Regions from separate parts of the Homo sapiens genome. Here region 1 is linked to region 2. Evidence: read pairs that join two places in POLR2A ChIA-PET (ENCODE). Cell type or tissue: OCI-LY7. All regions are shown on one strand. Each heading gives the region's core, and the rest is flanking DNA. Links, peaks and the distances in the headings are about the cores only.

Region 1 (5,380 bases), core at 137-5,136, 590 kb after region 2:
AAACCTAGTTTTTTCCTAATAGTTGTCAAAATTTTCCAAACAGGTAAACACTACTTATTTAAAAAGGAAAATGTTGGCCAAACAAGGTGGCTCACACCTGTAATCCTGGCACTTTGGGAGGCCAAGGTAGACAGATCGCTTGAGCCTAGGAGTTTGAGACCAATCTGGGCAATACGGAGAGACCCTGTCTCTACAAAAAAATTTTTTTAATTAGCCGGGCATGGTGGTGCATGCCTGTAGTCCCAGCTACTTGGGAGCTGAGGTAGGAGGATAGCTTGAGCCCAAAAGGTCAAGGCTGCTGTGAGAGTGAGCGGTGATGGCAACACTGCACTCCAGCCTGGGTGACGGAGTGAGACCTTGTCTCAAAAAACAAAAAAAGGAAAAATGTTAAGAAGACTTAAACAGAAACAAAAGGAGAGCCACTGTAATTCCAGGGTGAACACTTCATCCTTTTGTACCTAGTCTCAAAGTCATTTTCAACACAGCACTTGCAGTTGCTATCACCAAATGCAGTTGGCACATATAAAATTTTTCATTATTTCCAATAATACGGATGTAAAATGCCTAATATTATTTCAGACCTGAGTGGGTCTACTGAAACTACCACAAATAAGGCAGTAAGGTTTCCTAGTACACACTGTGTATATAACGCATGGGTACGCATTATAAACATGTTTCTGGTCTTCTCCAAGAAACGGGTGGAATGGCACACTGCCAGAAGATGAGACTTAAGAAAAAGACCTCAGAAAAGAATTTGCAGAGCATCAAAAATCATATAGCCAGCCGGGTTCGGTAATCCCAGCACTTTCGGAGGCCAAGAAGGACGGATCACCTGAGGTCAGGAGTTCAAGGCCAGCCTGGCCAACATGGTAAAAACCCATTTCTAATAATAATAAAAAAAAATTAGCCAGGTGTGCTGGTACACACCTGTAATGCCAGCTACTCAGGAGGCTGAGGCAGGAGAATCACTTGAACCTGGGAGGTGGAGGTTGCAGTGAGATGAGATCATGCCATTGCACTACAGCCTGGGCAACAAGAATGAAACTCTCTGTCAAAAAAAAAAAAAAAAATCATATTTCCTTTCTCTTTTTTTTTTTTTTGGAGACAGAGTCTTCCTCTGTCACCCAGGCTGGAATGCAGTGGCATGATCTCGGCTCACTGCAACCTCTCCTCCCGGGTTCAAGCGATTCTCCTGCCTCAGCTTCCCAAATAGCTGGGATTACAGGCACCCGCCACCACGCCCAGCTAATTTTTGTATTTTTAGTAGAGATGAGTTTTTACCATGTTGGCCAGGCTGGTCTCGAACTCCTGACCTCAAGTGATCTGCCCACCTCAGCCTCCCAAATTGCTGGGATTACAGGCATGAGCCATGGCACCCAGCCAATATTTCCTTTCTCTTCGACCTGGAAAAGTCCATTTTCCTCCCCTCGGTTACCACGCTTCTCTGAATAAACTCTACCAAGGCAGTTTTTTAAATAGTAATTCTTTATATGTGTACTCACTAAGGTAGAATTACAGACTCAAATTCTGCAGATTTAGCCTGGAGAAATCATAAATTTAGAAGTATCCAAAGAGATTCAAGCAGAATTCAGTGGTTCCTGAAATAACTGAAAAAAGGAGTTATACCATCATGCATTTTAAAGTTTCCAGAAGAGATTTGTATTGCAGAATCTACTTAAATGAAACTTTATAACAAAAATATCATATTACATTGCATATTTATAAAAATCAAACCTTTTACATCACCATATAAAGCATTTAACACAGTATCTAGTTTATAATGAACACTCATCAATATTAATATTTTAAGATAAACAGTTTTTCATATTTTAAAGTTTCTGAATTGGGATGCAGCTTATAATTAACATGTATAACTAAATTATGTTTCTTTTTTTCTAAAAAGAATGAATTATTAAGTTGATAGTACACCTCACCAAAAAGAAATGGCAACTTAAAAGTAAAGAAATACGTATTATATGCAGTGAACACTTGTCACAATATTTCATTTAATCCCAACAGCAAACCCCTTTCAAGGAGAAAGATTGTATTAGGCCCAGTAAGTTGCCCAAGATCACACAGCTCTATCAAACTCTAAAGTCAAAATCTTGGCTGGGCGCGGTGGCTCACGCCTGTAATCCCAGCACTTTGGGAGGCCGAGGTGGGCGGATCACGAGGTCAGGAGATCAAGACCATCCTGGCTAACACGGTGAAACCCTGTCTCTACTAAAAATACAAAAAATTAGCCGGGCGTGGTGGCGGGCACCTGTAGTCCCAGCTACTCGGGAGGCTGAGGCAGGAGAATGGCGTGAACCCGGGAGGCGGAGCTTGCAGTGAGCCGAGATAGTGCCGCTGCACTCCAGCCTGGGCGACAGAGAGAGACTCTGTCTCAAAAAAAAAAAAAAATCTTTACCACCACAAGATACTGCATATTCATCTACTATTATACTCTCACCAAGATGCTTTTATCGATTTTGTTTTAAATGGAGCACCAAGGTTAAAATTAGTTTGCTCAAAGTCACAAACTTCTTTTTTTAAATCCCCATGTTCCTCACAGCTCCTCCCTTCTAACTTCTGTCTTGCTACCTCTTTCCTAAACTCCAGACCTGAATTTCCAACCATCCAGTGAGCAGTTATTCCAGAGCTGTGTTGTCCAATATGGTAGCCACTAGCCATATGCAGCTGCTGAGTGCTGAGCACTTGAAAGGTGGCTAGTGAGACCGAGGAACTGAATTTTTATTCTTATTTCACGGGAATTGAAACTTTAAAAACCGATACTTAATTCCATTACTGGAAAAGTTTTAAGCATGTTTGGAATAACCTGGGCATATAAATCTACTTTTTCAACTGTAAATTTTATGATTTACAGATATAAATACAGATGAAATATTTCTGATAAAACTAAGCATTTGAAAATAACGAAAGAACAAAAAAATTAGTATTTCAATTAAGATATACTATGAAAGTATACAATTGATTTCAAAGAGCTAGTATTAAAAAATAATGTGGCCGGGCATGGTGGCTCACACCTGTAATCCCAGCACTTTGGGAGGCTGAAGCGGATGGATCACTTGAGCCCAGGAGTTCGAGACCAGCCTGGGCAACATAGCAAGAGCCTGTCTCAAAAAAATTAAAAAAAATTATGTAAATAGATCAATAATTTTTAAATGTTTTAATGTGTTGTAAATCATATTTTGGACATACTGTGTTAAATAAGTTATAAAATCCAATTGTTTCTTTTTACTCTTTAATGTGGCTACTAAAAATTTTTTAATTACATATGTGGCTCATATTTCTAATAAACAGCGCTTTCTGGCAGCTACTGTTGTCCCACCACAACCATCAATAGCTCGATGAATGACATCACCATCTCTCTAGCTCAGTGCCGTCCAAAAGAACCTTCTCTGATTACAGAAACGTCCTATACCTGATGACTGGGTGATGGTGGTTGACAGTAGTGAACGGTATCTAGCAGAATCCCTGGGTAACAATATCACACAACAGAATACTGTGGAACCAAAGTTCTTAGGAGACGAGAGAAAACCACCTGTTATTCTGACTCTCCTCTGGCGGGGAAAAGAAAGTAGAAACCAAAAACTGCAGACCACTGCTGTCCCACTGAACCTTCTGTAACAGAAATGTTCTATATCTGCACTGTCCAATACAGAGGCCACCAGTCCCATACTGCTGTTAAACACATGTAGCCAGATATTATTTTCTGCTTGAATCTCTGTGCATACTCTTGAATTTATAACTTCATAGTACTCTGGATGAAATTTACAGAATTTAAGAGTCTGTAATTCTATATTTGTGTGGCTAGTGCAACTGAATAACTGCATTTTAAATCTTATTTTATTTAAATTAGTTTAGACATACCTTAATGGCCATACATGGCTAGTGGCTACTGTACCCAATAGCACTGTTCCTAGCCTAGGGGTTCCATCTGAAAGTCTGGGAGTCACTTTAGTCTTCTTCCTCCCCATCAACTAACTGTCCTTTCCCCACAAAGTGTGTACACACACACACACACACACACACACACAGAGAGAGAGAGAGAGAGAGAGAGAATTACCCAGTGAGAGAGAGAGAAAGAGAGAGAGAGAGAGAGAGAGAGAGAGAGAGAATGAATTACCCAGTCCTGTTAAAGCTTTTAACTCTGTACGCGTCTCTATCCCCACTGTCACTACTTTAGTTTTTAGGCTTTAGTGGGAACAGGTCCACAGCCTCCTAGTTGGCTTCCTCACATAGCCTCCTCTTAACCATTTGTTGTAAAATACAAATATACTCCTGTTATTTCCTTTACTCAAAAGTCTCCAAAGTCTTGCCATTGCTCCAAGGTAAAAGTCAGATTTTAACAGGGTTTACAAAGCCCTTCATGATCCAAACCCAATTTCAAGCCTCTTTGGCCACTCCTTAAACCTTCTAGTTCTTGCACGTATCAATAACACTTATCACACTCTACTGTAATTGCCTGTTTACTGTCTCCCTCCCTGGTCACCAGCATCCTGAGGGCGGAGACAGTGCCTCAAACACTGTACTGCCAAGATGGAACACAATACAGAGTCATATATATACACACTATACTATATATACACTATATACTATACACCATATATATACTATATTATATATACTATATACACATATATATTGTATATTAGATTTTCCATATTTTTTGAATGAGGAACGAGAAAAAGAAAAAAGGAAATACATATGTACTCTTGAACAACTATAAAAATGAAAAATTTATAAAGCAGACATTTTTGCTATACTATTTACAAGAATTGTTTCCTAGGGCTTTCGGAGGCCAAGACAGAAGATCACTTGAGGCCAAAGAGTTCAAGACCAGCCTGGACTGCAAGACCCTGTCTCTAATAAAAAAAGAAAAGGCCAGATACAGTGATACATGCCTGCAATACCAACACTTTGGGAGGCCAAGGTGAGGGGATCACTTGAGCCCAGGGTTTTGAGACCAACTTGGGCAACACGGCAAAACCCCATCTCTTAAAAACAAAACAAAAAAAATTACAAAAATGAGCTGGGCATGGTGGCACGCCCCTGTAGTCCCAGCTATGCAGGAGGCAAGGTGGGTAGATCACTTAGGAGTGGAAGGTCAAGACTACAGTGAGCTGAAATTGCGCCTAGGTGACAGAGTAACACTCTGTCTCAAAAACAAAAAAAAATTTGCCAGGCATGCTGGCGCATGCCTACAGTCCCAGCTACTTGGAAGGTTGAAGCAGAAGGATTGATTAAGCCTAAGAATTCGAGGCTGCAATGAGCTCCAGCCTGAGCGAGAAAAATCTGTCTCAAAAAATAGTAATAATACTGGCCAGGTGCAGTGGTTCATGCCTGTAATCCCAGCACTTTGGGAGGCCGAGGCGGG
Region 2 (5,380 bases), core at 313-5,312:
CCTCTGTTACCCAGGCTAGAGTGCAGTGGTGTGATCATACCTCACTGCAGCCTCGACCTCCTGGGCTCAAGCAATCCTCCCATCTTAGCCTCCAGAGTAGCTGGGATCCCTGGTGCGCACCACAATGCCAGGCTAATTTTTGTATTTTTGTAGAGATGGGGGTCTCCACATGTTGCCCAGGCTGGTCTCGAACTCCTGACCTCAAGTGATCCACCCGCCTTGGCTTCCCAAAGTGCTGGGATTACAGACGTGAGCCACAGTGCCTCACCCCTACTTCTGTTTCTATGAGCTCAGTTGTTTTTAGCTCCCACACATGAGTGAGAACATGTGGCATTTATCTGTCTGTGTCATGGACCTCTCTTTACGTGGCATCATAGAGTAACTGCATCCTAGCAAGGCGGACTGCTAAACTTATACTGTTAACACAGCAAAGCATGGTGGCTGGGATATGGGCTCTAGATCCAGATCACAGAATTCAAATTCCAGTTCGGCCAGCTGTTTGGTCTTGAGCCAGTCCCTTCTCTGGGCTGTACTTTCTTCATCTGTAAAATGGAGATAGTAATGAACCCTCTTCATAGGCTGTAAAATGAGCTGTTGTCACAATTAGGGAAGTTCATAAATGTAAAGACCTTAAAAGAAGGCCTACTGCTCAATCAATGCTCTGTAAACATTAGGCTGTTTTCATTACGGTCTGTCACCATACTAGGAGGTTACACACATTACCCCAGTCAACCCTCACAAAACTCCCAAGATTTGGAAATCACTAGTTCCATTTCATAGATGAGATAATGGAGCCTCTTAGTGGTTAAATAATTTGTCCAAAGTCATAGAGCTAATAAGTGACAGAGTCAAGATTTTATCCTAGAATTCATCTGACTGTAAAACCTAAGTTCTTTCCACCATACCACTGGAGAAAATTTCAACCTTTGTATCAGAGGAGCTCATGATCTAAACGACAGAAGATGGAGGGGGGCGGGGGACTATAGTTTTGTCCTACAGGATTTTAATTTTGCCAAAAAAGAGAGAGCTTTTAAGAAGTATAATTTAACAAAAGTTTTAAAGAAGGAAAAAAAAGGTGGGTACTAGGAGGTTCTACCAGCGATTCTCAGTTCTGTGATCCCCAGTTCCCAGGTGATGCTGACAGCAATGTGAGAAACGCAAATTCTCAGGCCTCTCCCCAGATGTCCTGCATCAGGAAGCCCTCAAGTTTATTCTGATGCCTAGTCAAGCTTCAGAATCACCACGCTAAGCAAAAGAAAGAGTAACAGTTGGGCCAGGCGTAATGACTCACGCCTATAATCCCAGCACTTTGGGAGGCTGAGACGGGTGGGTCACCTGAGGTCAGGAGTTCAAGACCAGCCCGGCCAACATAGTGAAACCCCATCTCTACTAATAATACAAAAGTCAGCCAGGCGTGGTGGCAGGTGCCTGTAATCCCAGCTACTCGGGAGGCTGAGGCAGGAGAATCGCTTGAACCCGGGAGGAGGAGGTTGCCGTGAGCCGAGATCACGCCACTGCACTCCAGCCTGGGCGACAAGGTAAGACTCTGTCTCAGAAAAAAGAAAGAGTAAGAGTTGGTAGTGAAACCATAGGTCCAAGGCCACAGGACGGATGGATGTCTGGCAGAAGAGGAGTTCTGGACTATTTCTTTGCGCATGAATGGAACATGCTACCCTTCCTGACTTACAGAGGAGAAGATAAGATGCAAACACATGGCTGGCTCTACCTGAAAGATCATTCTCTTATGCGCCTACGCTTTTGTTATGTTTCCAGTCCTTGAACCTGTACATTTCTTTTTCTTTTTGAGACAGAGTCTCGCTCTGTCACCCAGGCTGGAGTGCAGTGGAGTGATCTCGCTCACTGCAACCTCCACATCCCAGGTTCAAGCTATTCTCCTGCCTCAGCCTCCCGAGTAGCTGAGATTACAGGCACCCACCACTACGCCTGGCTAATTTTTTGTATTTTTAGTAGAGACGGGGTTTCACCAAGTTAGCCAGGCTGGTCTCGAATTCCTGACCTTGTGATTCGCCTGCCTCGACCTGCCAAAGTGCTGGGATTACAGGCATGAGCCACTGCGCCCAGCTTCGAACCTGCACATTTCTTTAAAACAGGAAGTACAGTTTTAAAAAAGTGTCACTGTCAGTAAATGTACATCTGTATAATTCTGAGGCACATCTGTAAGGGTTTTTTTTTTTCTTTTTCAAAGTGCATCTTTATACAAGAAAAAAACAAAAACAGCATTTACTAGGTCCCTACTATGTGCCGGGCATGCACTAGGCCCTTCCTTTCTCGTGGATGTTTTCTTAACGCATCTCACCACAGCTCCGTGAACGACAATCACTTTCGTTTTATAGATGAGGAAATTGAAGCTCAAAGAATTGAGTGACTTTGCCATAGGTCAGGCAACAGACTACAGTGGGAGGGCAAGGATTCAAACACACAGCTTCAGACTCCAAGTATGGTGTGAACGCAGCTCACGGGAATGGGAACAGAAAGCACGGGCACGTAGGGGAGAGTCACACGTGGACGCCACAGGCAGGACACCCTGAACTTCCCTCTTTTTCCATCCTTGTCTGGTTCTATTGTTAGAGAGAAGAATGGGGCAAATGAGGAGAGAGCTGACTAAAACAAATTTTTTTTTTGAGGCAATCTCGGTTGTAAAAACAGTTGCAAAGTCCAGACCATGAATTAAAATTTTCTGACTTCAGATACTGAATTTCCAATTCCAGATACATAAGAGTTAAAGGTTTCTCTTTTTTCTCTCTCTCCTCTCTCTCTCTGTTACCCAGGCTGGAGTGCACTGGTGTGATCACGGCTCACTGCAGCCTCGACCTCCTGGGCTCAAACTATCCTCCTACCTCAGCCTCGTGAATAGCTGGGACTACAGGTGCGCACCACTGTGTCTGGCTAATTTTTTAAATTTAATTTTGTAGGGATAGGGTCTCCCTGTGTTGCCCAGGCTGATCTCGAACTCTTGGGCTCAAGTGATCCTCCCACCTCAGCCTCCCCAAATGCTGGGATTACAGGAATGATCCACCGTGCCCAGCCAGATCTCTTATTCTTGGGAAAAATAAAAGCCAAGAATTCTTTAGGAAAGTGATTTTTTAGATTTTTTAGATTAACTGATGCCTCAATATGGAAGATCCATAACAATGTATGACAATACATGGTTGCTATTGTAATGTTCTTATTTTTTTCTAAACAATATAAAACTTCAGCCTATTCTCTAAAAAAATTTCCACTATAATGTAATGACATTCTTCCCATCAACACCTATTCAAATTCTAGGTTTCACTATGGATCCTCCAAACTGAGAACTTTATTTCTATCACTCTGCTGGCACTTATAACACTAACAAATACTGTCACTGTCACAGGTATTTTCTAGCTCACCTGCTGGATCCCAAGTTCTTAAAGGCAAAAACGTAATCTTCTACATCTTTGTTTATTTCATAGCACAGAGCAATGTATATAATTTGTATTAATATTTTCCTGAATTTTTTTTCTCGAGAGATGGTCTGGCTCTGTCACCCAAGCTGGAGTGCAGGGGGGCAAGCACAGTTCACTGCAGCCTTGACCTCCTGGCCCAGCGGTCTTCCCGCTTGCCTCAGCCTCCTGACTAGCTGGGACTACAGGTGCATGCCATCACGCCTGGCTAATTATTTTTATTTTTATTTCTTGTAGAGATGGGACCTTGCTATGTTGCCTAGGCTGGTCTCAAACTCTTGGGATCAAGCAATCCTCCCACCCTGGCCTCCCAGAGTGCTGGGATTACAGCCACCCTGCCCAGCCTGAATGATTGAATAAATTGAAAACCCGTCTTTCTAAGTGTTCGGTGACCTGGAAATGGCTACATTTACAACACACTTTATTTTCCTAGAGTTGTTCTATCTACCTGTTTTGTAACAAGTACCTAAGGTGTTTGTCAACATTGAACAAACAATACCTGATATCTGAGATTATTCTATTACCGTATTTCTGATTCTTTGGTTGGGTGCCTGAAACTACAAAAACACCTATTATAGTTAACACTCAAAAGCTGCAAATAACAAATTACAAATGGCAACCCGATTTCAAGAGTAAAAGGGCGTGACCATCCATCGGGCGTGAATACTAATAGTACAGCACCCCCTTTCACCTCCGTGGGTTTCCCAGTGTGGACAATATAGCACACATTCACCCTCACGGGAAGGCTCTGGCTACCCAGATCACAAGCCCTTATTTTTACGGTAGTGGATAAAGATGATCCTAAGCCTACATTTACAAGATACAGCAAGCTAATAATTTGGGGGAACATCTCAAATATCTCAGGGGGTTCCCGGCAATCTGTTGATGTAAGAATACTTTTCACCTATTTTTCTCTCTTTTTTTCTATCTTTATTTCAAAATGTTTGTCCTGCTAAAATCTTTTTTAAATTTTTAATTGTAAAGTACACACAACGTAAAATTTGTCATCTTAACCTTTTTTTGTTTGTTTGGTTTTGGTTTTTTTAGACGAAGTTTTGCTCTTATTGCCCAGGCTGCAATGCAATGGCACGATCTTGGCTCACCGCAACCTCCACCTCCCGGGTTTAAGTGATTCTCCTGCCTCAGCCTCCCGAGTAGCTGGGATTACAGGCATGTGCCACCACACTCGGCTAATTTTGTATTTTTAGTAGAGACGAGGTTTCTCCATGTTGGTCAGGCTGGCCTCAAACTCCTGACCTCAGGGGATCTGCCTGCCTCAGCCTCCCAAAGTGCTGGGATTACAGGTGTGAGCCACCACGCCCGCCTAATTTTGTATTTTCAGTAGAGACGAGGTTTCTCCATGTTGGTCAGGTTGGTCTCGAACTCCTGACCTCAGGTGATCTGCCCGCCTCAGCCTCCCAAAGCGCTGGGATTACAGGCGTGAGCCACCGCGCCTGGTCCATCTTTAAGTGCATAGCTCAGAAGTGTTAGGTATATTCACAATATTGTGCAACCAATTTTCAGAACTTTTCCATCTTGTAAAACTGAAACTCTATATCCATTAAACAACTCCCCATTCTGCATCAGCCCTCTCCCCAGCCCCTAGCAATGATTATTTTTTCTGTTTCTATAATTCTGACTACTCTAGATACCTCATATAAGTGGAATTGTACAGTATTTCTCCTTTTGTGACTGGCTTACTAACTTAGCACAGTGTCCTTAAGGTTCATCCATGTCTCACTATGTGTCAGAATCTCCTTCCTTTTCAAGGCTGAATAATATTCCCTTGTGAGTATATACCATGATTTGTTTATCCATTCATTTGTCAATAGACATTCGGGTTGCTTCTAACTTTTGGTATTACGAATATCATTACTATGAACATGGATGTACAAATAGCTCTTCGAACCCCTGCTTTCAATTCTTTTAGGTAC

The links. ChIA-PET counts read pairs that join two places held together with the same protein. Peaks named below come from ENCODE experiments on the same cell type or tissue, not always from the same donor. Only the 100,000 strongest peaks of a DNase experiment are listed, where the experiment ranks them.
Region 1: POLR2A ChIA-PET joins it to region 2 with 6 read pairs; 5 of 35 experiments call an interaction of 5 or more read pairs at or near these places.

The regions. Positions count from the first base shown.
Region 1 is chr12:1,006,201-1,011,580 of GRCh38, reverse strand. The region is part of intron 1 of ERC1 (ELKS/RAB6-interacting/CAST family member 1); the gene reads right to left. Among named protein-coding and RNA genes, the nearest start is that of ERC1, 18 kb to the right of the region's middle. RefSeq lists enhancers at 4,530-5,030, 5,031-5,380. In OCI-LY7, for the core only: no CTCF peak of the experiment used is centred there; no DNase peak of the experiment used is centred there.
Region 2 is chr12:1,598,782-1,604,161 of GRCh38, reverse strand. No RefSeq gene overlaps it. Among named protein-coding and RNA genes, the nearest start is that of FBXL14, 6.9 kb to the right of the region's middle. In OCI-LY7, for the core only: no CTCF peak of the experiment used is centred there; a DNase peak (open chromatin) is centred at 2,381; H3K4me3 peaks cover 1,182 bases; H3K27ac peaks cover 758 bases.